Regions from separate parts of the Homo sapiens genome. Here all the other regions are linked to region 1. Evidence: chromatin loops called from intact Hi-C (ENCODE). Cell type or tissue: endothelial cell of umbilical vein. All regions are shown on one strand. Links, peaks and the distances in the headings refer to the core of each region. The heading gives the core; the rest is flanking DNA.

Region 1 (8,528 bases), core at 291-8,290:
GTCTAGACACTTAACAAAACAAGCCCTGATATACACCATTTGCCAATTTCTCTGGTATAAATATTCCCACCATAGCCAGCTTCACAAAAGTGTTAAGTTTTGACGAAGTCCAATTTATTTTTTTCTTTGGTTGCTTATACTTTTGGTGTCATATCTAAGCAACCACTGCATAAGTGAGCCGAGATTGGACTCCATCCTGGGTGGGTGACAGAACAAGACTCTGTCAAGAAAGAGAGAAAGAGAGAGAAATAAATAAATAAATAAATAAATAAATAAATAAATAAATCACTGCATAATCCCTGGTTAGATTTACATCTATGTTTTCTTCTAATAATTTGTTTTTTTTTTTAAGATGGAGTCTCGCTCTGTTGCCCGGCTGGAGGTGCAGTGGCATGATCTCTGGCTCAATGCAACCTCCGCCTCCCAGGTTCAAGTTATTCTCCTGCCTCAGCCTCCCGAGTAGCTGGGACTACAGGCACATGCCACCACACCCAGCTAATTTTTTTATTTTTAGTACAGACAGGGTTTCACCATGTTGGCCAGGATGGTCTCTATCTCTTGACCTTGTGATCTGCCCACCTGGGCCTCCCAAAGTGCTGAGATTACAGGCGTGAGCCACCACGCCCGGCCCTCTTTTAATTTTTTTTTTTGAGATGGAGTTTTGCTTTTGTTGCCCAGGCTGGAAGTGTAATGGCCCAATCTCAGCTCACTGCAACCTCCACCTCCTAGGTTCAAGTAATTCTCCTGCCTCAGCCTCCCAAGTAGCTGAGATTACAGGCACCTACCACCATGCCTGGCTAATTTTTTGTATTTTTAGTAGAGACAAGGTTTCACCATGTTGGTCAGGCTGGTCTTGAACTCCTGATCTCAGGTAATCCACCCACCTTGGCCCCTCAAAGTGCTGGGATTACAGGTGTGAGCCACTGTGCCCAGCCAATAATATCATTTCATTATTTTTTTAGAAACAGGTCTCGCTCTGTCACCCAGGCTTGAGTGCAGTGGTGCAATCATAGGTCAGTGCAGCCTCAAACTCCTGGGCTCAAGCAATCCTCTCACCTCAGCTTCCTGAGTAGATGGGACTCACAGGTATGCACCACCATGCCCAGATAATTTTCAAATATTTTTTAGAGACAGGGGTCTCACTGTGTTGCCCAGGCTGGTCTTGAACTTCTGGCCTCAAGTGATCTTTCCACTTTGGTCTCCCAAAGTGCTGGGATTATAGATGTGAGCCACTGTGCCTGGCCCCCAGCACCATTTGTTGAGAAAACTATTTTTTCCCCATTGAATGATATGGTATACTAATTAAAAACAATAAATTTGAAACATTAGTAAGTATTTCTTTGTAAAAAAAAAAAAGTATCAATGGTAATTTGAATAGTGCTTGCTTTGTTTTTGTATAATTTATGAGTGACCAACGTTTCCATGCTTGGAACATGGTCCTAGTTCTAAGTTTGGATCCACTTCCAACATTTTATTTTTACTTTTTTAGAGACAGGGTCTTGCTCTGTCATCCAGGCTGGAGTGCAGTGACCCTATTGTAGCTCAGTGCAGCCTTGAACTCCTGAGCTCAAGCAGTCCTCACCCGCCTCAGCCTCCTGAGTAGTGGGGACTATGTAGCATAAGCCACCATGCCCGACTAATTAAAAATTTTATTATTTTTGTAGACACAGGGTCTTCCATATTGCCCAAGCTGGTCTTGCACACTCCTGGCCTCAAGCAATCCTTTTGCCTCGGCTTCCCAAAGTGCTGGAATTACAAGTCTAAGCCACTGTGCCTGGTCCACTCCGAACATCTTATTCTTTGTACTTTCAATATATATTTTGAAAAACCTGTTTAAATCAAAAATTTTTTGGTACTCTCAATGTCTTGAAGTATCTCTAAGAGTTCTCTTACTTATTTACTTAGTTATTATTATTATTATTATTTTGAGATGGAGTCTCGCTCTGTTGCCCAGGCTGGAGTGCAGTGGTGCAATCTTGGCTCACTTCAACCTCTGCCTCCCCGATTCAAGTGATTCTCCTGCCTCAGCCTCCCAAGTAGCTGGGATTACAGGTGTCTGCCACCATGCCCAGCTAATTTTTGTATTTTTTGTAGAGATGGGGTTTCGCCATGTTGGCCGGGCTGGTCTTGAACTCCTGACCTCAAATGATCCACCCGCCTCAGCCTCCCAAAGTGTTGGGATTACAGGTGTGAGCCACTGCACCTGGCCAAAGAGTTCCTTTAATGTGAAGTTTTTTGCTGGTCTTACTGTCTCTAAGACATCTTCATCCTTTTGGTTATAACCATTTTCTTCATTTTTTTCAAAAGTTTGCCTTCACTAAGTTCCTCTGGTTACATATCTAAAGTCTTTCAAATGGGAACAGTGTCAAAATTTCCATGCTCAACTACTTCAAGTTTCACTTCCAGCCTTATCACTTTTCATTTCTTTACTTCACTTGATCTTTTTTTTCTAATTCCCCTTTTTGATTATTCATTTTTCTAAAATGTCATGTGAGTTTTATTACTGGTAGAAAAGGAGGCAACACAATATATCCTTTGCTGTTTGTTAAAGAACTGAATAACAAATATGCAGTGATAGACCAAAGTCTATCACTGATTGACTTTGAAAGAAGTGGTGTGATTGATGACTGATCATAATGTGCATCTGTTATTTACATAGTGATGCATGGACTGAAGAGCCAGCAGCAAAGTTTGTAATGTGTGCAATTACTTATAGTTACTATATTGTGATAAATGAAATTTGAATTGTGTTGTTAACTATGGTAACTAAAATTCATGCATTTCAGAACTGTGCAAAGCAAGGGCTGCCTGTATTTATTACTTTGGTTTTTAACATAATTTAATTGTAAGTTTATATAATTTAAATTTTAACTAAACATTTTAATTGATACATAATTTTACATATTTGTGGGTATATATGATATTTAGATACCTCCATACAGTATATACTGATCAGATTAGGGTACTTATGATATCCATCACCTTACAGATTTATCATTTCTTTGAGTCGGGAACATTTCAAATCTTCTCTTCTAACTATTATGGCAATGTTTAACAATTGGCTCACAAAGTTTCGAAAATCTAACAATTGCCTCTCATGAGCCAACTGGAGCTAGTGTCAGCCCTTCACTGCTTTCACCTCATACATCCCTCAATTTTATGAATCCTCCCTTCCTTCAGCCAAAGCACATATGCTCATACATTCAAAACCAAGCAAAAACACTATTTTCACCCAACTCTTTATTCCTATAGTGTCTGGATCATAGGTAGAGCTCAGTGTTTGCAGAATTAAAGTGAATTCACATTCACATGAGAACACACACGAGTCCACATCATTTGTTCATGTGCACAACCGAGATGCAGCACATTCAAATAAAATAAATGTTGGCCACAACGGATGCTCACTATTTGGCTGGTCTATTCTGTACAACAAAATGTTTTTTATTTGGTTTTCTGATTATGAGAGAATACATGTACATTGGAAAGAACAGGAAAGGGTATGAAGTAGTTGTTAACTCTTTTCTGGAGCTGCCAGAGATAGTGATGGGAAACAGTGTTTTAGGTTTAAAAGATAAGAGAAGGCAAGGGAAGATACTTAACTTTAATTGAGTGCCTACCATGCACCTGGCACTTTCTTGCTAGCCCTTACAACTATGTACCATACAAATCAGAAAAACAATGCTCAGAATAAGTGACTTTCTCCAGTCAACCTGAAATTAGTGGAGCTGTAATTCGAATTCAGATCTGCTTACTGCAAAACACAAGCTCTTTCCACTACACTATCTCTGTACTTGTGGGCAGTCTCAAATAGGTTGGTAGGCTAAAGGAGCTCTGACTGAACTGGATACCCTGAGGAAAAGCCCAGAGATTCAAATGCCTACACAACTTTCCTCCTCAGTCCAGTCCATGTTTACATCATTAGAACCCAGGTTTTCACACTGTAGCCCAGGGTCTTTCCGTTGTACCATACATGCCATACTGCCTCATACAGAATTCTTATGAAAAAACATAAACATTCCCCACTGTCAAGTGTATCCTAATGCTTCCTTACTGGCACCAGAAGATGGCAGTGTGGGTCATCATGGACAGAATGTTAATAACAATAATTATGCTTGTGGGAATACCCTCTTCCATTATTCTCCAGTCAAATCTAACTGACAGGAAAGCACTTCACCCACATTAGAAGTGGTCTCAGCAGTTTGCCTCTCCCTGGTGCTTGGTGCATATTCCCACCCTGAGCGTGGGAGAAGGTGTGGCAATGCTCAAGCAGTAAGAAAATCTGTAGTCACACCTGGGTTGGAATCTTAGCTCTGCCACTTACAGTCACTTTGGACAGGCAACTTCACCTCTCTGAACCTGTTTCCTAATCTGGCAACATGTTGAAATAGCATTCATCATCTTCTCCCTCAAGCCTTCTCCTTCTCTGCTGTCGCCCTGCTTGACAGCACTGACTACTAAGTTACCCAACCCAGAAACCCAAGTGTCATCCTTGACCTCTCCCTCTTTTTCACGTGCCAATCCAATCATGAGTTTGATGATTTTACTTCCTGAAATCTGTATTTTCCCTCCTCTACCTAATTCAGGTCACCATCACTTTTGCCTGGATGACTGCAATAAACACTTATAAGTGGCTTCCCTGCCTCCAAGTCTGTGTCCTCTAATCTATTTCCTACATAGCAGTTAGTGATCTTTTCTAAAATCAAATCTGTTAACACCATTGTGATCTTTTCTGAAATCAAATCTGTTAACACCATTGTGATCTCTTCTAAAATCAAATCTGTTAACATCATTGACCAGATTAAAAGCTCTAACAGCTTCTCACTGCTGATAGAATCCAAAGTCCTTGACAAGAATTAGAAGACCTTTCTTGATTTGGCCTCTGTCTTGGCTGTCATTGCTTCCCAACTTTGTACTCTCTGCTTCAGCCAAAATTGTCCTCTCAGTTCTTCAGGCATACCATACTATGTGTTCTCCTGCTTCTAGGTTGTTGCACATTCTATTTATGCTGCCCAAAAAACTCTTTTCCTATCTACTGTCTTCCCTCCCTCTACCCAATTCACCTAGCAAAGTCCTGGACATTTTTCAGGTCTCAACTTAGGTGACACTTCCTCTAAGAAGTTTTTCCTGATCCCTAAGTTCAGGTTAGATACCCCTGATTTGTGTTCCTAGAACACACTGCACTTACCCCTTAAGATTGTAATTGCCTATTTCCTCATCTGCTTCCATCAGTAGAGTCTAACATCTGTAAGGAATAGTGCCTTGCTTACCACAGAACACTGTGCTTGGTACATGGTAGCATTCAATAAATATTTGACTAACTGGCTGAATTAATGAACTATTTGGTGATTTCATTGCCTGCATCTTCTAACTTCTGGTTCTATACCCTAGCTTTCAGCATCTGCTTCTGGCCTCTTTTCTGGTTAGATTGATCTATTCTCTTTTTGCACCCTAGATAACTTCCAAGATTCTCAACTCTATATGCTTTCTTACGGTCAGCATCATCTACAGTTCCAGTTTGCATAGTCCACTCTTTACCCCCAAGGAATCCAGGATATCAGTGCTGGTCAACCTTGACCACTACTTCCACTTGCCCAGAGTGATTCAGATAATAAATAACATCAGCTACCATTTAATGAACACCCACTATGTGCCAATTCCTTTGTATATTGTAGCAGACATTAGCCTCATTTTATTGATGGGAAAACAAGTCTTTCTCTTCATATCCAGTAGTTACTCAGGACTGAACTCATGTCTGTCTGTTCCAAAGCTTTTCCCATTACACAGTCTTGAAAGTGTTATTATATCTTATTGTATCAGGTTTGACAGAAAGTATGGGTGTTGGTAGGAGAGAGGGACAGTGGTAGCACTGAGGTACAACCTTTTGGAAAGGGAATTTGGTAATATCTAACAAAACTACATATGCATTATTTGATCAGGCAAAACTAAGAATTTGCCCTAAAGATACATCTACAACAACAGAAAAACACATATGCCCAAAATTATTGACTGCAACATTGCAATTGCAAAATACTGGTAACAATTTAAATGCCTAATTTTAAGAGAATGGTTGAATAAATTACAGCAGCAGTTCTCAAACATTTTGGTCTCAGGTCCCCTATACACTCATAAATTATAAGGGACCCAAAAGATCTTTCGTTTCTATAGATTACATATATGGATAGGTATCATTTTAGAAATTAAAACTAAGACATTTTAAACATTTATTTAAAATAACAATAGTTGGCCGGGCATGGTGGCTCATGCCCCTAATCCCAGCACTTTGGGAGGCCAAGGTGGGCAGATCACTTGAGGTCAGGAGTTCAAGATCAGCCTGGCCAAAATAGTGAAACCCCATCTCTAGTAAAATCACAAAAATTAGCCGGGCGTGGTAGCACGCATCTGTACTCCCAGCTACTTGGGAAGCTGAGGCAGGACAATCTCTTGAACCCAGGAAGCAGAGGTTGCAGCGAGCCGAGATTGCACCACTGGACTCCAGCCTGGGCGACAGAGCCAGACTTCGTCTCAAAAAAAAAAGTATCGATGGAACATATCTCAAAATAATAAGAGCTATTTATGACAAACCCACAGCCAACATCATACTGAATGGGCAAAAGCTGGAAGCATTCCCTTTGAAAACTGGCACAAGACAAGGATGCCCTCTCTCACCACTCCTATTCAACATAGTATTGGAAGTTCTGCCCAGGGCAATCAGGCAAGAGAAAGAAATAAAGGGCATTCACATAGGAAGAGAGGAAGTCAAATCCTCTCTGTTTGCAGATGACATGATTGTATATTTAGAAAACCCCATCGTGTCAGCCCAAAATCTCCTTAAGCTGACAAGCAACTTCAGCAAAGTCTCAGGATACAAAATCAATATGTGAAAATCACAAGCATTCCTATACACCAATAACAGACAGAGATCCAAATCATGAGTGAACTCCCATTCACAATTGCTACAAAGAGAACAAAATACCTAGGAATACAACTTACAAGGAATGTGAAGGACCTCTTCAAGGAGAACTACAAACCACTGCTCAAGGAAATAAGACAGGACACAAATGGAAAAACATTCCAGGCTCATGGATAGGAAGAATCAATATCATGAAAATGGCCATACTGCCCAAAGTAATTTATAGATTCAGTGCTATCCCCATCAAGCTACCACTGACTTTCTTCACAGAATTAGAAAAAAACGACTTGAAATTTCATATGGAACCAAAAAAGAGCCTGTATAGCCAAGACAATCCTAAGCAAAAAGAACAAAGCTGGAGGCATGACGCTACCTGACGTCAAACTATACTACAAGGCTACAGTAACTAAAACTGCAAAGTATTGGTACCAAAACAGATACATAGACCAATGGAACAGAACAGAGGCCTCAGAAATAACGCCACACATCTACAACCATCTGATCTTTGACAAACCTGATAAAAACAAGCAATGGGGAAAGGATTCCCTATTTAATAAATGGTGTTGGAAAAACTTGCTAGCCATATGCAGAAAACTGAAACTGGACCCCTTCCTTACACCTTATACAAAAATTAACTCGAGATGGATTAAAGGCTTAAACGTAAGATCTAAAACATAAAAATCCTAGAAGAAAACCTAGGCAATACCATTCAAGACATAGGCATAGGCAAAGACTTCATGACTAAAACACCAAAAGGAAAGGCAACAAAAGCCAGAATTGACAAATGGGATCTAATTAAACTAAAGAGCTTCTGCATAGCAAAAGAAACTATCATCAGAGTGAACAGGAAATCTACAGAATGGGAGAAAATTTTTGCAATTATCCATCTGACAAAGGGCTAATATCCAGAATCTACAAGGAACTTGAACAAATTTACAAACAACCCCATCAAAAAGTGGGTGAAGGATATGAACAGACACTTCTCAAAATAAGACATTTATGTGGACAACAAACATATGAAAAAAAGCTCATCATCACTACTCATTAAAGAGATGCAAATCAAAACCACAATGAGATACCATCCCATGCCACTTAGAATGGTGATTATTAAAAAGTCAGGAAACAACAGATGCTGGAGAGGATGTGGAGAAACAGGAACACTTTTACACTGTTGCTGGGAGTGTAAATTAGTTCAACCATTGTGGAAGAAAGTGTGGTGATTCCTCAAGGATCTAGAACCAGAAATACCATTTGACACAGCAATCCCATTACTGGGTAATAGGATTTAAATCATTCTAATGAACTCCTGGCCTCAAGCAATCCTCCTGCCTCAGCCTGCCATAGTGCTGGGATTACAGGTGTGAGCCACTATGTCTGACCACAGGTGGTAATTTATTAAAGGTGAGTTGCAATGTGGACTCTGCAACCAAATCAGTGAACTTTTCATACTGTTACATTAAATCCATTGGTCTATATTACATTTTAAATAGATAGTTTATCTATATGTACTTCTTTTTTTTTTTTTTTCTTTTTTTTCAGACAGTCTCACTCAGTCGCCCAGGCTGGAGTCCAGTGGTGCAATCTCGGCTCACCACAACCTCTGCCTCCTGGGTTCAAG
Region 2 (8,440 bases), core at 441-8,440, 540 kb after region 1:
GACACACTGTGGGCCCACCACTGTGACAAGCCCTTAGAATAGAATACGGCCGGGCATGGTGGCTCACAGCTATAATCCCAGCACTTTGGGAGGCCAAGGAGGGCGGATAACCTGAGGTCAGGAGTTCCAGACCAGCCTGGTCAACATGGTGAAACCCCGTCTCTACTAAAAATACAAAAAATTAGCCAGGCATGGTGGCAGGTGCCTGTAATCCCAGCTACTCGGGAGGCTGAGGCAGGAGAATCGCTTGAACCCAGGAGGAGGAGGTTGCGGTGATCTGAGATTGCGCCACTGCACTCCAGCCTGGGTGACAGAGCAAGACTCCGTCTCAAAAAAAAAAAAATAATAATAATCCTGCAACCCCGCCCTTCAGGCCTTACTTACTAGAGATGAAGAGTAGGTTTGACCCGTGAAACCCCTAGAGAACAGTCAGAGAGAGATCCCAAACAAATGCCAAGATGTGGGGTAAGGACCATTAGAGTTGCAAAGATTCTAAGGCAGGAGAAAAGAAACAGTCTGGAAGCCTTCATGGAGGAAGCAGGGGTTGAACTTAATCTTGATGGACCATGGCAATACTTGAAGGGTCTCATCCAGGTAGAGGAAGCATTCTATCCTGTCAACTTTCTATTTTATTTTATTTTATTTATTTATTTATTTATTGAGACAGAGTCTTGCTCTGTCACCCAGGCTGGAGTGCGATGTCTCAATCTCAGCTCACTGCAACCTCCACCTCCCGGGTTCAAGTGATTCTCCTGCCTCAGCCTTGTGAGTAGCTGGGATTACAGGCCCCTGCCAATATGCCCGGCTAATTTTTTTTTTTTTTTTTTAAATAAAGATGGGGTTTTACCGTGTTGGCCAGGCTGGTCTTGAACTCCAGACCTCAAGTGATCTGCCCACTTAGGCCTCCCAAAGTGCTGGGATTACAGGCGTGAGGTACCGCCCCCCCACCCTTTCTGTTTTAAAGAGAGTACCCCTTAGGGCTCCAAGGGCTCTGGACAAGTAGATCTCTCTAGCCCCACCTTCAGCCATAGTCCGCTAACCAACAGACTATCTTTTGTGTGCCAGGTCTTGTCCTGGGCTCTAGGAACAAAGAAATGAATCAGTCATAATTCCTGCCCTCAGGGAATTCTCAGGCTACTGGAGGAAGACTGCTAGGTTAAATAGACAGTTAAATACACTGTGGAAAGTGCCATGGTTTGTTTATTCAAGCACAGGGCAAAATCACTACTTGTCCAGCACAGAGGGCTGCTGTCGTGCAGCCAGCCTTATCTCCAAGGAGGCCTTTCTCCGGGAAGTAGGGAGCTTCATTGTGAAACCTTCATCTTCTAAACCTCCAGCTCCGGGTTCTCAAGCCCCGCCTTCTCTCCTGGCTGCTGTAGGTTACCATGGAAGCCGTAAGCCCCTCGCAGCTCCCTGCGGTTCCACACCCCTCCCTCTTCTCCATCTCTCTTAGCTCTTTGTCCTGTGGCTGCAGATGTCCTCCCGGGCTGATCAACTCCCGAACTTTCCCCAGGGTGAGAATTATTATCCCCATTTGAAATAGGGAAAAACTGAGACCCAGAGGCGTGAGGGATTTGCCCCAGACCCCTCGCAGCCCGTTACTGGCAGAATCCCAAGCACAGGTTCCCTCCAAGCACCTCCTCCGCCCTCCCCGCAACCACCCCTCTGTGTGGCGTTCATTATGCGCTCCTATCCACCAAAGCTTATGTTTGCTTTTTTTCTTCTTTCCGTATCTTTGGTAGTTTAACTTCTTATTCTAAGAAAATCAGAACATGTGGCCGGGCGCGGTGGCTCACGCCTGTAATCCCAGCACTTTGGGAGGCCAAGACGGGTGGATCACCTAAGGTCATGAGGTCGAGACCAGCCTGGCCAACATGGTGAAACCCCGTCTCTACTAAATATACAAAAATTAGCCGGGCGTGGTGGCGCATGCCTGTGATCCCAGCTACTCGGGAAGCTGACGCAGGAGAATCGCTTGAACCTGGGAGGTGGAGGTTGCAGTGAGCTGAGACTGCATCATTGCATTCCAGCCTGGGCAACAAGAGCGAAACTGCGTCTAAAAAAAAAGAAAAGAAAGAAAGAAAATCAGAACATGTGCTGACTAACCCTTGAAGTAACTTGAAGTTCAGTCTTTACATTAGTGACTTAAATCTATTCTTGGATATGTTGTTTAAGTCCTTTGTGAACTGAAAATAGTGCTGGATGATAAAACCTGCCAAAAAGCTATCGCAGAATGTACCAACCCTGATTATGCTGATGCAACAATGATAGTCATATTTTTGAGCATTGCAATATGCCAAAATGCATTCTGAAAAACCATACTTGACCGTGCAGAATTTACACAACAGAGAATTTGAACACATTATACCAAATAGAAGTGTTTATATAACTACAGAAGACAAAGGTATCGAAACCTTGGCATATGGAAAATAGAATTTGTCCTGCAAGACCAGCCCATTTTATTTATTTATTTTTTAATTTTAATTTTTATTCTTTTTTTTTTTTTGAGACATAATCTCGCTCTGTCGCCCAGGCTGGAGTGCAGTGGCGCGATCTCCGCTCGCTGCAAGCTCTGCCTCTCGGGTTCACGCCATTCTCCTGCCTCAGCCTCTCGAATAGCTGGGACTACAGGCGCCGGCCACCACGCCCAGCTAATTTTTTTTTTTTTTTGAAACCGAGTTTTGCTCTTGTTGCCCAGGCTGGAGTGCAGTGGCGCAATCTTGGCTCACCGCAACCTCCACCTCCCGGGTTCAAGCGATTCTCCTGCCTCAGCCTCCCGAGTAGCTGAGATTACAGGCGTGTGCCACCATGCCCGGCTAATTTTTTTGTATTTTTAGTAGAGACGGGGTTTCTCCATGTTGGTCAGGCTGGTCTCAAACTCCCGACCTCAGGTGATCTGCCCGCCTTGGCCTCCCAAAGTTGTTGGGATTGCAGGCGTGAGCCACCGCGCTCGGCCCTGATTTTTTGTATTTTTTAGGAGAGACGGGGTTTCACTGTGTTGGCCAGGATGGTCTCCATCTCCTGACCTCGTGATCCGCCTGCCTCGGCCTCCCAAAGTGCTGGGATTACAGGCATGAGCCGCTGCACCCCGGCTATTTTTATTCTAAGACAGGATCTTGCTCTGTGCCCAGTCTGGAGTGCAGTGGTGCAATCATGGCTCACTGCAGTCTTGACCTCCCTGGCATAAGTGATCCTCCTGCCTCAGCCTTCTGAGTAGTTGGGACTACAGGCGCACACCACCACGCCTAGCTAATTTTTGTATTTTTAGTAGAGACGAGGTTTTGCCAAGTTGCCCAGGCTGGTCTCGAACTCCCAGGCTCAAGCAATCCGCCAGCCAGCCCATTTTGATCTGCACAATACTTAAGCTGAAGGTATAATACCACCCACCCCTATGCGATGTCTGTACAGATGTGAAAGGACTTTGGAAGTTGTGATGTGCTCGACAGATGTTATTTATTGTTACTAAATGAAAGTTGGGGAAAGATCTCCTAGATTTCTTCCCAAGGGGCTCCAATTGTCAGACTGTTCAATTCTGAAATTTTCTATTGTTAACATATGTGGTGCTAAAGGTCTGTAATTGTGGAATCTTGAGCCTGATTCTAATCCTGTGAAACCAGAATCCTGTGAATCTGACATTCTGTAACTCTATCCAAGTGGGAGGTCAAGGTCTGAAGGCCAGGGCAGGGTGGGGACAGAGGTCAGCAGGAGGATCCCACTCCCCTAGGGAGGAGCAGTTGTCCCCGATGTCTTCTACCTGGGCTCACCCTTGGAGCTACAGCCTCATTATCATTCAGACTTATCATGAGCTCATCACCCTTCCTCCAACCAGCCCTCCCTGGGGCCTCATTGTATGCATTATCCATATTCATTACACATTTTTCTTCCATTAAGTCGAATTAAGCCACTTTGCCAACACTGCAGGAACCAAAATCTCCCTCAATAAGTATGGGCCCTATTGGGGCCCAGAGGAGGCCCTAAGTTAGGACAAATCTACCCATCCCCACCTCCCTCCCATCCTTCTTCTCAAGCACCATCCCCCCCCACTTCCCTGTACCCCAGATCACATGGAAGCTGCAGAAGCACTCCTTTCTGCAAGTTCTGGTACATGGTGTTCCCTCCCTGATGGCCTCACAGGCAGCTGCTGACTCACCCCAGGTTGCTAATGCATCAGGTAGCCATGTATTCCGATGGAGCTGCTTCATAAAATGTAGCAGCGTGTGCATGTGTGAGCTCACATGTGTGAACATGACCAGAGCACCGGCCCTGGGCTGTGGACTTGAGACCTGGATTCTAGGCCACCACTATTTACAGGGTTACCTTGAGCTAATGCCTTCCTCTCTGTCTCAAGAGAATATCCCAGCCCTTCTGGCCTCACTAGGTTGTTTGGATACTTACGAAGAAATGTGTTAATAATACATTGTTCTACAATGTGTTATGAAGTAAAGTGATATCTAAATGCAGTGTACCGGCTGGGAGCGGTGGCTCACGCCTGTAATCCTAACACTTTGGACGACTGAGACGGGGGGATCACTTGAGGTCCGGAGTTCAAGACCAGCCTGGACAACATGATGAAACCGTGCCTCTACTAAAAGTACAAAAATTAGCTGGGCGTGGTGGCAGGCGCCTGTAGTCCCAGCTACTTGGGAGGCTGAGGCAGGAGAATCACTTGAACCCAGGAGGCGGAGGTTGCAGTGAGCCAAGATTGCGCCGCTGCACTCCAGCCTGGGCAACAGAGTGAGATTCTGTCTCAAATTAATTAATTAATTAATTAAATGCAGTGTACCACCAAGATGTCCATGTCCAGCCCCATAGCACCACCTGCTGTGTGACCTTAGGCAGATCATTTTACTTCTCTGAACTTTTGTTTCTGTGCACACGCGCGTGTGTGTGTGTGTGTGTCTATAGTTTTTTGAGTGCTTACTATATGCTGAGCATTGTGTCTGGCATGTTATGGGGTTTACGCTGTACCAGTCAAGATTCTCAGTTGTAAACAAATTCTCAGAGGTAGTTGCCAGAAACTACCTCTGGCAAAATTAAGCAAAAAGGGTCTTTACTGGAAAGCTATTGGATGTCTCACTGAAATGACAGGGAGACCACAAAGCTAGATGAGAATCAAGGGCAGCTGGGCACGGCCAAAGTCCTGCCATGGGAACTATGTGTTTAGGACAGACTCTGCCTCTAGCCACACAGATACTTGCTGATCACCACTGCACTGCTAGGCTCTTGCCCCATTGCAGCCACCTGAAGTAATCTCTGTCCTTGCCCCTCTGCTAACTGCCACCAGACTCAGCCCATGTAGGGCATTGACTTGGCCAATCACAAGCCCACAAGGGTCAGGAGGAGTTGCTGCCTCCTTCAGCTCCCACATAGCTTGGAATTCCTCCAGATAGGGAGTGTTTGGATGCTGGGTGGCCCAGAGCAATCAATGTCCACTATAGGCTTCACCAATTCTGAGTTTGGTAATATTACATTTTACAGGTGAAGAGACTGAGGCTCTGAAAGGTTTATATACTGGTTACCCAGCTAGTATGGGTACACGAACACCTACCTTGCAGGAATGGAAGAAGTAAATGGGCGTAGTTAGTCAGCACGAGTTCATTCCTCTTTTCCCCTCAGTAATAGCTCTTGCTGGGAATGTTTGCTCCGCCATGGGGAAGTCTTTCAAAGATTTGTTCACATTCTCTATGACCCTGCAGGTGGTTCCTAACTTCCTGGCAACAACCACAATTGTAATTCGTTCAAAGAGATTGACTGCTGTGGAGACAGATCATCACCATCACCATCACCATCACCATCACCACCACCACCATCATCATCATTGTCATCGTCATCATTATGTTGCTTTTAGCTCACTGGAGCCTCACAGAACCCTGTGAGGTAGGTATTACCTCAGTTTACCAAATGAGAAAACTGGGGCTCGGAGGGGGTTTCATGGCTGTCCCAGACTTACAAAGCAAGTCAGAACCAGAATCATATCTAAATCTTCTGTCTGCAGAATCCACTCTATCACGTGGCCTCTATTTCAAAGAAGCAGGCCAAAAACAGGACATACAGCATTTGACATAGACATGGACCATCAAGGCAGGGAGATCCTAGCCCCTTTGCATCCTTTCTGCTTTTTCACTGGTAGGAAAGTTGAGTTCTAGAGAGAAATGCCCTGCCCAACCTCACACAGTGCCATTGGTGAAGCCTCCATGGTTTGAATATAGTTCTCTTGCCACCCAGTTTAGTAAGCATTCCCCACACCATTATGGAGCTCATTTCAAAGTTGAAGTAACTGAGATGGTCACCCCGGGAGTAAATGGCCCACCCAGCTGTTGGGATGAGTACATAGCTAATGTGTGGGCCCAGAAGAAAGGCCATGGCAGCAGGGTGGCTGGGAGGTAGCAGGCTTTGCACGTCCAGAAAATTCTGTTCTCTCAAAATCAGGAAATGTCTCCACACTTTAAGATGCAGTTATCCTCTCCTGGTTGGAATTGATTGCAACATACTTCAATTTGTGGGTTATTGGAATAGCTGGGGAAAGTCTGAAGGTAATTAGACCTGGATAGACCAAACATGTGTGGCCCAAAGAACTGAACAGTCTGTGATTAGCACCTTGATCTGAGGCCCACAGGTAGGTACTGGGAAATTTCCGTGCACTTTGGCTTTTGAGGCAGCCTTCCCATTTGAAAATGCCCCCCACCCCTCCCTGACTCCTTCCAGCGTCAGCTTAGAGAGTATTCCTCTAGGAAATTGTTTTTGACTCCCAAGCTGAGTTGGGATCTCCTCTGGTCTCCCACAGCTTCTCTGTGTCATAGCCCCGACCACACTGGATTGTCATTTTCTATGTGTCCATCTCGCCATTATGGACTGTTAATTCCAGGGCATGGACAGATCTTCCTCAGAGGAGGCCTCAGCAAGTGTCAGCCACACGAATGAGTGTATGGAGCAAAGGAGGAGTGAACGTCTAGGAGACCAGCCGTTACCCCAACTCCTCCCCATCCGCTCCTACTCTGGACTCCAATCTATGCCCTACCCCAGCTCTTGGATTTGGCCTTTGGATCAGGTTCTTCTGGTAATGAAGCCTCACCTTTCCCCCAACTAACTCTGATCTGGCCTACCCTGCTCCTGACTAACCTCAAGGATCCTGAGTCTCCTTCAGCCTAACAGCTCCAGAAGCTGAACTCCAGCCCTAAGAGCCCCAGCTGCAGACAGGCCTCTGGCCAAGAGCTTAGTCAGGCTACCCTGACTAAGCCACAGGGTTGGCATGCCCTCTGGGCAGCCCCTGAACCGGGCTCTGAAAACACAGGAATGGACAAGGTAATCTACCCGAGTCCTGAGCCTGCAAGGTAGTTGAGACAGATCTTGAAGGAGAGTGGGCACAGTCAGAAAGGAAAAAGTGGCTCAGTGTAAAATAAAACTGACACAAGCCCATGTACCAGCAGCCAATTGGATCTTTTTTTTTTTTTTTTTTTTGAGATGGGGCTTCTCTTATTGCCCAGGCTGGTCTTGAACTTCTGAGCTCAAGCGATCCTCCCACCTTGGCCTACCAAAGTGCTGGGATTACAGGCGTGAACCACCAATTGGATCTTTACTGGACCCCTACAGGGCACTGAGCTAGGGAATGTTGGAGATTCAGAGGCTGAATCAGATAGCAGCCCAACCCTGAGATACAACTGAGCTACAGGCAAGAGGATACTACCGGGCGCAGTGGCTCACACCTGTAATCCCAGCACTTTGGGAGGCCGAGGCGGGTGGATCATGTGAGGCCAGGAGTTCGAGAATACCCTGGCCAACATGGTGAAACCCCATCTCTATTAAAAATACAAAAATTAGCTGGGGTTGGTGGCACATGCCTGTAAACCTAGCTACTTGAGAGGCTGAGACACGAGAATCACTTGAACCTGGGAGGTGGAGGTTGCAGTGAGCTGTGATCACGCCACTGCACCCCAGCCTGGGTGACAGAGCGAGACTCTGTCTCAAAAAAAAAAAAAAAAAAAGAGGATGCTAAGACATCTGGAAGGTGGTGTTCTATTGAGAAAAAAAAAACAAGGTAGGGACAAAAGCGAAGGCCTAGAATGATACAAAAAGTGCAGAACATAGTGACCTACACAGCTACATTTGTGTAGGCCCAGTTACATCAACATTCTAGAATATCCTAATATTCTGACACACTAATGTTCCAGCACACCACATTCTGTCATGTTGTCATTCCATTCTGGGGAGCACTCCACCCCACCAACATTCCTCTCTCTGCCATTCCAATGTTCCATCCCACCAACATTCCTCCATGCCATCATTGCAACATTTAAAAATATCAGCACTATAAGTCAAACTTTCAAGCTTCCAACTAAAAGCATTTATTTGTTTCTTGGTTCATCTATACCAGAGGCTCTTAATATTTGGGGGGAATGCAGACTTTTTTGAGAAGTTATTAAAATTTATGGCTCCATCTCCC
Region 3 (8,461 bases), core at 1-8,000, 200 kb after region 1:
CATTCTGTTGTTACAGCAGTTGTTTCTCTGCCTTTTACTGGTATGTCATTCTCAATAATTTGTAAACTTTTAGGAAAGGTCTTTAATTTCATTATCTTATAAGAGGTATAGGAGCTACCTGGTTGAATTATTTGCTGCTGATTTTAAGGTTGCTGTAAGGTTCAGTAGGCAGGGTAGGGAAGATGAGCATACAAATTTTATTTAACAAATTGTTTGTTAAAAGAGTACTTATTATATGTTTGATGCTGTCCTAAGCACTTTGTAAATATTAATTTATCTAACTCTCATAACTCTATGAAATAGTTACTTTTATTATCACATTTTATAGAAGAGGGTCCTGGGACACAGAGAGGTTAAGTAAGTTTACCAAAGACACACAGATAGTTACGAGCAAGGCCAGTATTCAGATACTGTTGGTCGAAGGCCAGGCATGGTGGATCATGCCTGTAATCCCAGCACTTTGGGAGGTCAAGGTGGGTGGATCACCTAAGGTCAGGAGTTCAAGACCAGCTTGACCAACATGGTGAAACCCTGTCTCTACTCAATACCAAAAAAAAAAAAAAAAAAAAATAGCTGGACATGGTGGCACATGCCTGTGCCTGTAATCCCAGCTACTTGAGAGGCTGAGGCAGGAGAATCACTTGAACCCAGGACGTGGAGGCTGCAATGAGCCAAGACTGCACCATTGCACTCCAGCCTGGGCAACAAGAGTGAAACTCCATCTCAAAAACAAACAAGGCCGGGCACAGTGGCTCATGCCTGTAACCCAGCACTTTGGGAGGCTGAGGTGGGTGGATCACCAGGTCAGGAGATAGAGACCATCCTGGCTAACATGGTGAAACCCCATCTCTACTAAAAATACAAAAATTAGCTGGGCATGGTGGCATGCACCTGTAGTCCCAGCTACTCGGGAGGCTGAGGTAGGAGAATCGCTTGAACCCAGGAGGCGAAGTTTGCAGTGAGCCGAGATTGCACCACTACACTCCAGCCTGGTGACAGAGTGAGACTCTGTCTCAAAAATAAACAAACAAAAATACTGTTGGTCTTGCAATTAAGCATTATTCAAGGTTGAATGTGAATGATGGCATATAAAAAGTACAGAGAATGTGCTATGGCATTTCAAAGAAGGTAATGGTCACATTAATGTCTCACTGGGGGTTAAAGAAGTCTTCATGCTGGCCAGGCGCGGTGGCTCACACCTGTAATCCTAGCACTTTGGGAGGCTGAGTCGGGCAGATCACAAGGTCAGGAGTTCGAAACCAGCTTGGCCAATATGGTGAAACCCCATCTGTATTAAAAATACAAAAATTAGTGGGGCGTGGTGGCGTGTGCCTGAAGTCCCAGCTACTCGGGAGGCTGAGGCAGAAGAATTGCTTGAATCCGGGAGGCAAGAGGTTGCAGTGAGCCGAGATGGTGCCACTGCACTCCAGCCTGAGCGACAGAGGGAGACTTGTCTCAGAAAAAAAAAAAGTCTTCATGCTGAAATTGGCATTTTCAGGGGACTACTTTTTCAGGTGCTTGGCCATGGGAGAAGAAAAGGGAAGGTAGGCCGGGCGCGATGGCTCACGCATGTGATCCCATCACTTTGGGAGGCCGAGGTGGGTGGGTCACTTAAGCTCAGGAGTTTGAGACCAGCCTGGCCAAGATGGTCAAACTCCGTCTCTACTAAAAATACAAAGAATTAGCCCGGGTGGTGGCGGGCGCCTGCAGTCCCAGCTACTTGGGATGCTGAGGAAGGAGAATCGCGTGAACTCAGGAGGCAGAGGCCGCAGTGAGCCAGGACCACACCACTGCACTCCAGCCTGGCCAACAGAGCAAGACTCTGTCTCAAAAAGAAAAAAAAAAAAACCCAAAAAGAAAATAGTAATGCAAAGCCTCAGGGATGGGAAATGGTAGGCCATCAGGAAGTAGTCCTACATGTAAGCAGCATGTAAGGATACTGTAGGAGGGAGGCAAGATTTGGGGTTAGAGCATAGGAAGCTTGAGATTCTGAATGGAGGACAAGCTGGAGAAGATGTGACATAGAGCTGTGCTTTGATAAGTACGAAAACATTGTATGTGATGAATCAGAACTGATAGAGATTCACTGTAGGAAAACCAGTTACAAGGTCATTATGTCCAGAAAAGAGGCAATTAGGCCTTGAACTATGGTGAAAATAGGTATAGATACAAGAACATTACAGAATTTGAATTGACAGCAGAATAACACAACCAAAATGGATAGTCAAATATTTATATCATTATATGACTAGTGTAAGTTTGTTTTATGGTCAGTAAGGTCCTTTGAATCTCTTGAAAACTCTGCTCTTGTTGTAACTGAGCATTATCTTAAGAGAAAATATATTCATTTATCTCTAAAGAAATATGAAGTTTCTTTCATTGGACTTGTAATTTACATCCAAGGAAATGATTTCCTTTGAGGCCAGCTAATTTATTCAGAATGTCTGGATTGAAAATGTTTCTTAGTCTGCTTAGTGTAGACAAAATTAGAAACCACTTTAGCCTAATGATTCGGAAGAAATGATTTCTTTAAAATTGTGATCATCTCAGTTTCTTTCATGTGATACAAATGTAAATTGCAAATGAGAACCTAAATGTGTCTGTCAGTTGGCTTTGCTAAGCAGAAATCTTCTAGCTGACTCATCCTATTTACAGAAGAATTATTTCAAAGTAACCTTTGGAAAACCTGGGTAGAAGTGGTTTGGATTAGTGAGGTTGATAAATATCAGTGTAAGAGGAGTATTCAATTATAGTTTGGATACCTCTGGTGCTTTGGAAGAGTTATAATAAAGTAAAGCCAAGAGATGATGATGATGCCTTAGAGTTGTATGGATACAATACCTAGGAGTAAATTTAACCAAGGAAGTAAAAGACTTGTACCCTGAGAACTACAAAACGTTGCTGAAAGTAATTAAAGACCTGTGTAAATGGAAAGATGTTCCATGGATTAGAAGACTTAATATTGTTAAGATGTCAATATTAAAAGTGATCTACAAATGATTCATTGCAAGCCGTATCAAAATTTCAATGGCCTTTTTGCAGCAATGGAAAAGCCAATATTCAAATCATCTGTAATTGCAAGGGGCCCTTAATAGCCCTTCGTGGATGTTCTTGAAAAAAGAAGAACAAAATTGGTGGATTTATACTTCTCAATTTTAAAACTTACCCTTACCTCACATTATATATAAAAACTGACTCAAAACAATCAACCAACAAACTAAATATAAGAGCTAAAACCATAAAGCTATTAGACGAAAACAGTAATCTTTCGTGACCTTGGATTTGGCATTGGATTCTTAGATATGACCCCAAAAGCACAAGCAACAAAAGAAAAAAAATAGATGAATTGGATTTAATAAAAATTAGAAATTTTGTGCATCCAAGGACATTAGCAAGAAAATGAAAAGACAACCTATAAAATGGGAGAAAATATTTTCAGATCATATCTCTCATAAGGGTCTTAAGAATTCTTACATATCGGCCGGGCGCGGTGGCACATGCCTATAATCCCAGCACTTTGGGAGGCCAAGGCTGGCGGATCATGAGGTCAGGAGATCGAGACCATCATGGTTAATACGGTGAAATCCCGTCTCTACTAAAAATACAAAAAATTAGCCGGGCATGGTGGCCAGCACCTGTAATCCCAGCTACTCGGGAGGCTGAGGCAGGAGAATGGCGTGAACCTGGGAGGTGGAGCTTGCAGTGAGCCTAGATCGCGCCACTGCACTCCAGCCTGGGTGACAGAGCGAGACTGTCTCAAAAACAAAACAAAAAAAAATTCTTCCGTGTCAACAGCAAAGACAGCAAGGCAAAGTGGGTATGTGCCTGTAGTTCCAGCTACTTGGAAGGATAAGGTGGGAGGATCAGTGTCAACCTGGATAACATAACATAACATAACATAACATAGCACCATAGTCTCTAAAAAAAAGACAACCCAGTTAAAAAATGGGCAGGCCAGGTGCGATGGCTCACGCCTATAATCCCAGCACTTTGGAAGCCAAGGTGGGCGGACCACTTGAGGTCGGGAGTTCGAGACCAGCCTGACGAACATGGAGAAACCCCATTTCTACTAAAAATACAAAATTAGTGGGTGTGCTGGCACATGCCAGTAATCTCAGCTACTCGGGAGGCTGAGGCAGGAGAATCACTTGAACCTGGGAGCTGGAGGTTGCGGTGAGCTGAGATAGTGTCACTGCACTCCAGCCTGGGCAACAAGAGCGAAACTCCATCTCAAAAAAAGAATGGCTGCTCCATAGGCAGAGCAGTGTCATGGGCTGCCTGACTGAGTATAGTTACGGTATTTCCTGATTATATGCTAAACAAAGGGTTTTCTGGGAAAGGGGTGGGGAATTCCTGGAACTGAGGGTTCCTTCCTTTTTAGATCATATAGGGTAACTTCCTGACATTGCCATGGCATTTGTAAAACTGTCATGCATGGGTGGGAGCGTCATTTAGCATGCTAATGCATTATAATTAGTGATAATGAGCAGTGAGGACCTCCAGTGGTCACTTTCATCACCATCTTGGTTTTGGTGGGTTTTGGCTAGCTTCTTTACAGCATTCTGTTTTTATCAGTGGGGTCTTTGTGACCTGTATCTTGTGCTTTCCTCCTATCCTAAGAATGCCCAACCTCCTGGGATGCAGCCCAGCAGGTTTCAGCCTCATTTTACCCAGCCCCTGTTCAAGATGGAGTCAAACAACTCTGACAGCACTACAACTTTTTTATTTTATTTTTATTTTTTGAGATAGTCTCCCTGTGTTCCCCAGGCTGGAGTGTAGTAGCGCAATCTTGGCTCACTGCAGCCTCCACCTGTTGGGGTAAAGTGATTCTCCTGCCTCAGCCTCCCAAGTAGCTGGAATTACAGGCACCCGCCACCACACCCAGCTCATTTTTTTGTACTTTTAGTAGAGATGGGGTTTTACCATGTTGGCCAGGCTGGTCTCGAACTCCTGACCTCAAGTGGTTCACCCACCTCGGCCTCCTAAAGTGCTGGGATTACAGGTGTGAGCCACCGGGCCTGGCCTGCAACACTACAGCTTATAGGAGGAAGAGGGGAGTAAAACAAAATAAGTTTCCAGTTAGATGTTTAAAGGCTCAATTTTAAAGGATTAGATCAGAAAGTTGGACAAATGGGATGACATGAAGGAAAAAATGGGAAATAAAAACAAATTATCATTAACCCAGAGCTGGGCTAGGTGGCATGTGCCTATATAATCCCAGCCATTCAAGAGGCTGAGGTGGGAGGATCACCTGAGCCAAGGAGCTTGAATCCAGCCTGGACAACATAGTGAGATCCCTGTCTCTTAAAAAAAAAAAAAAAGTGTCGGCCGGGTGCAGTGGCTCACACCTGTAATCCCAGCACTTTGGGAGGCTGAGGTGGGCGGATCACGAGGTCAGGAGATCGAGACCATCCTGGCTAACACGGTGAAACCTTGTCTCTATAAAAATACAAAAAAATTAGCTGGGCGTGGTAGCAGGCACTTGTAGTCCCAGCTACTCGGGAGGCTGAGGCAGGAGAATGGCGTGAACCCAGGAGGCGGAGGTTGCAGTGAGCCAAGATCGAGCCACTGCATTCCAGCTTGGGCAACAGAGAGAGACCCTGTCTCAAAAAAAAAAGGTGTCAAACTCTTTTTTTTTTTTTTATTTTTTTTTGAGACAGAGTCTTGCTCTTTCCTCAGGCTGGAGTGCAGTGGTGCGATCTTGGCTCACTGCAAGCTCCGCCTCCCGGGTTCATGCCATTCGCCTGCCTCAGCCTCCTGAGTAGCTGGGACAACAGGCATCTGCCACCATGCCCAGCTAAATTTTTTTTTATTTTTAGTAGAGACGGGGTTTCACCGTATTAACCATGATGGTCTCGATCTCCTGACCTCGTGATCCGCCTGCCTCGGCCTCCCAAATTGCTGGGATTATAGGCATGAGCCACCGTGCCTGGCCCCAAACTCTTTATAGAAATAAATAACAACAAATGATCATTAACCTGTTTCAGCCAAGGGTTGGAGTTTAACATCAAGGTGAGTTCTTACATATTACATGCAAAACAGTGGCCCATGAATTTTTTTTTTTTTGGATTAGGTCAGAATTATCATGTTAAATCTTTTGAGAAGAATAAAGCAAAATATTAGTAACTAATTTCATTGAAGATCTCAAACATAAGTTAGTAAAATTAAGAAACAATTTGAATTTCATATGTTTTTAGAGGGAAGTTCACTCCTTTGGAAGTTGAAAAAGAAAGCAGATGTACTTAAATATGGGACATTCTTTTGAACTTAGAATTTCAGATTATATATCCTCAGAGAATCCAGTATATAGGAGAAACTACAATTAGCTAAACTAATTTTAGCTACTTGAGTTCAATCAGCAATAAGACAAAAAGTGAATGCAAAATGTATCATGTGCTTATTAGGTCATAGTACAAATGGCTTATAAAATGTACAGGGAATTTTTGTGTACATTGATTTGTTAATGGTGACATTTTTTTACTTTGTTTCATTATTTGGTGGCCCTTTTTGTCACTTTAATACGTAATATTCTGTTAGTTTTGTTTTTGAGAAGATGGAGTTGCACCATGTCAGACAGAAAAATGCCCATTCTTGTCAGAATAAGGTTATCTCTTTGATTGCAGATGATGAAAGCCATGAACAAGTCCAATGAGCATGTCCTGGCAGGAGGTGCCTGCTTCAATGAAAAGGCAGACTCTCATCTTGTGTGTGTACAGAATGATGATGGAAACTATCAGACCCAGGCTATCAGTATTCACAATCAGCCCAGAAAAGGTGAGCATTTGAGCTGGTTGAGATTATGATAATGGAAAATTATACTGGACTTGGACAGTTAGATACCTCAGTCCCGTAACACTCACTTTCTAGATAGGTGACCACAAACAAATTAATTAACCTTTCCAACCATATTCTTCAGGATTATGTTGACTCCCCAAGTGGCCAGACTCAGAGTTGCAAATGGGATATGTGTTATTGAGGGAACAATTTTGAAAATATGCCCTTAGGAGGGAGGGATAGCATTAGGAGAAATACCTAATGTAAATGACGAGTTGATGGGTGCAGCAAAACTAACATGGCATGTGTATACGTATGTAACAAACCTGCATGTTGTGCACATGTACCCTAGAACTTAAAGTATAATAATTAAAAAAAAAAAAAAAAATATGCCCTTAGGATATTGACAAGGGCCAGCTCTGGCATTTGAAGGCACGACTAGGCCCCATAATGAGAGTATGTTTAGGTAAATTTGAAGCTTGTTGGATGACCATTCCCACAGAATGCTAATTAACTTGACAGGATTCTGAAGGAGGTTTCAGTGCTATTCAGAATGTGGTCTCCACACCCCAGATTCACTAATCAAAATTTGCATTTTAACGAGATCTCTGTGTGATTCAAGTGCACATTCGACTTTGAGAAGCATTGCTCAAGAGGCGTTACCCAAAGTGTTTTCTCAGGCACCATGGTGTTAAAAACTTCACATGAAAAAATAAGTCTTGTTTAATAGATTTAATCTAAGAAACCCCGTGTTAGGCCAGCCGCGGTGGCTCATGCCTGTAATCCCAGCACTTTGGGAGGCCAAGGCGAGAGCATCATTTGAGCTAAGGCGTTCAAGACAAGCCTGGGCAACATAGCAAGACCCTGTCTCTTAAAAAAAAAAAAAAAAAAGCAGGGCATGGTGGCTCACGCCTGTAATCCCAACACTTTGGGAGGCCGAGGTGGGTGGATCACCTAAGGTCAGGAGTTCAAGACCAGCCTGACCAACGTGGTGAAACTTCATCTTTACTAAAAATACAAAAAAGTTAGCGGGGCATGCTGGCACATGCCTGTAGTCCCAGCTACTCGGGAGGCTGAGGCAGGAGAATGGCGTGAACCCAGGAGGTGGAGCTTGCAGTGAGCAGAGATAGCACCGCTGCACGTCAGCCTGGGTGACAGAGCGAGACTCCGTCTCAAAAAAAAAAAAAAAAACTTAGCAGATAAAATAGTTGGCAACCATATTTCTATCTTCAGAATATATTTGATCTAAAAAAATCTGAAAATCAATGGATTAGATTGGGGGTGGCAAACTTTTTTTGTGAAGGGCCAAATGATAAATATTTTAGACTTTGCAAGCTGTGGTTTTTGTCAACAACTATTCGGCTCTAGTATTATAGTGCAAAAACTGCCATAGACAATAAGTAAATGAATGGACATGGCTGTGTTTCAATAAAATTTTATTTACAAAAGCAGGCTGGAGGCCAGGCAGGCTATAGCTTGCCAACCCCCTGACCTCAACCATTAAGATTCCTTTTCTTGTAAGATACTTGGATTCTTAATTAGAGGAAGAACAAAACAAAATGGGGGAGTGTATCTTAAAACCTAGTTCCCAAAGCTGTTGTAAGCATCAGAATTGTTGGTTACATGTTTATTGTGGAATATAGATTTGATTTTTTAAAATTTTCTGTGTGATGATGGTCGGAATTCT

The links. A loop is a pair of places that touch in the nucleus more often than their neighbours do. Peaks named below come from ENCODE experiments on the same cell type or tissue, not always from the same donor. Only the 100,000 strongest peaks of a DNase experiment are listed, where the experiment ranks them.
Region 2: it touches region 1 in a loop (6-fold over the local background); 6 of 110 quality-filtered maps call a loop at or near these places.
Region 3: it touches region 1 in a loop (11-fold over the local background); 13 of 110 quality-filtered maps call a loop at or near these places.

What each region holds. Positions count from the first base shown.
Region 1 is chr1:52,123,558-52,132,085 of GRCh38, forward strand. No RefSeq gene overlaps it. Among named protein-coding and RNA genes, the nearest start is that of ZFYVE9, 14 kb to the right of the region's middle. In endothelial cell of umbilical vein, for the core only: a CTCF peak has its summit at 4,045 (motif pointing right); a DNase peak (open chromatin) is centred at 4,074.
Region 2 is chr1:52,661,703-52,670,142 of GRCh38, forward strand. It overlaps a transcript of SHISAL2A not described here. Among named protein-coding and RNA genes, the nearest start is that of COA7, 32 kb to the right of the region's middle. RefSeq lists silencers at 1,255-1,549, 4,635-4,929. In endothelial cell of umbilical vein, for the core only: no CTCF peak of the experiment used is centred there; a DNase peak (open chromatin) is centred at 4,819.
Region 3 is chr1:52,326,145-52,334,605 of GRCh38, forward strand. ZFYVE9 (zinc finger FYVE-type containing 9) reads left to right here. Exons shown (of 19, transcript NM_004799.4): 14 at 6,624-6,774. Among named protein-coding and RNA genes, the nearest start is that of CC2D1B, 36 kb to the right of the region's middle. In endothelial cell of umbilical vein, for the core only: a CTCF peak has its summit at 4,538; no DNase peak of the experiment used is centred there; H3K27ac peaks cover 1,462 bases.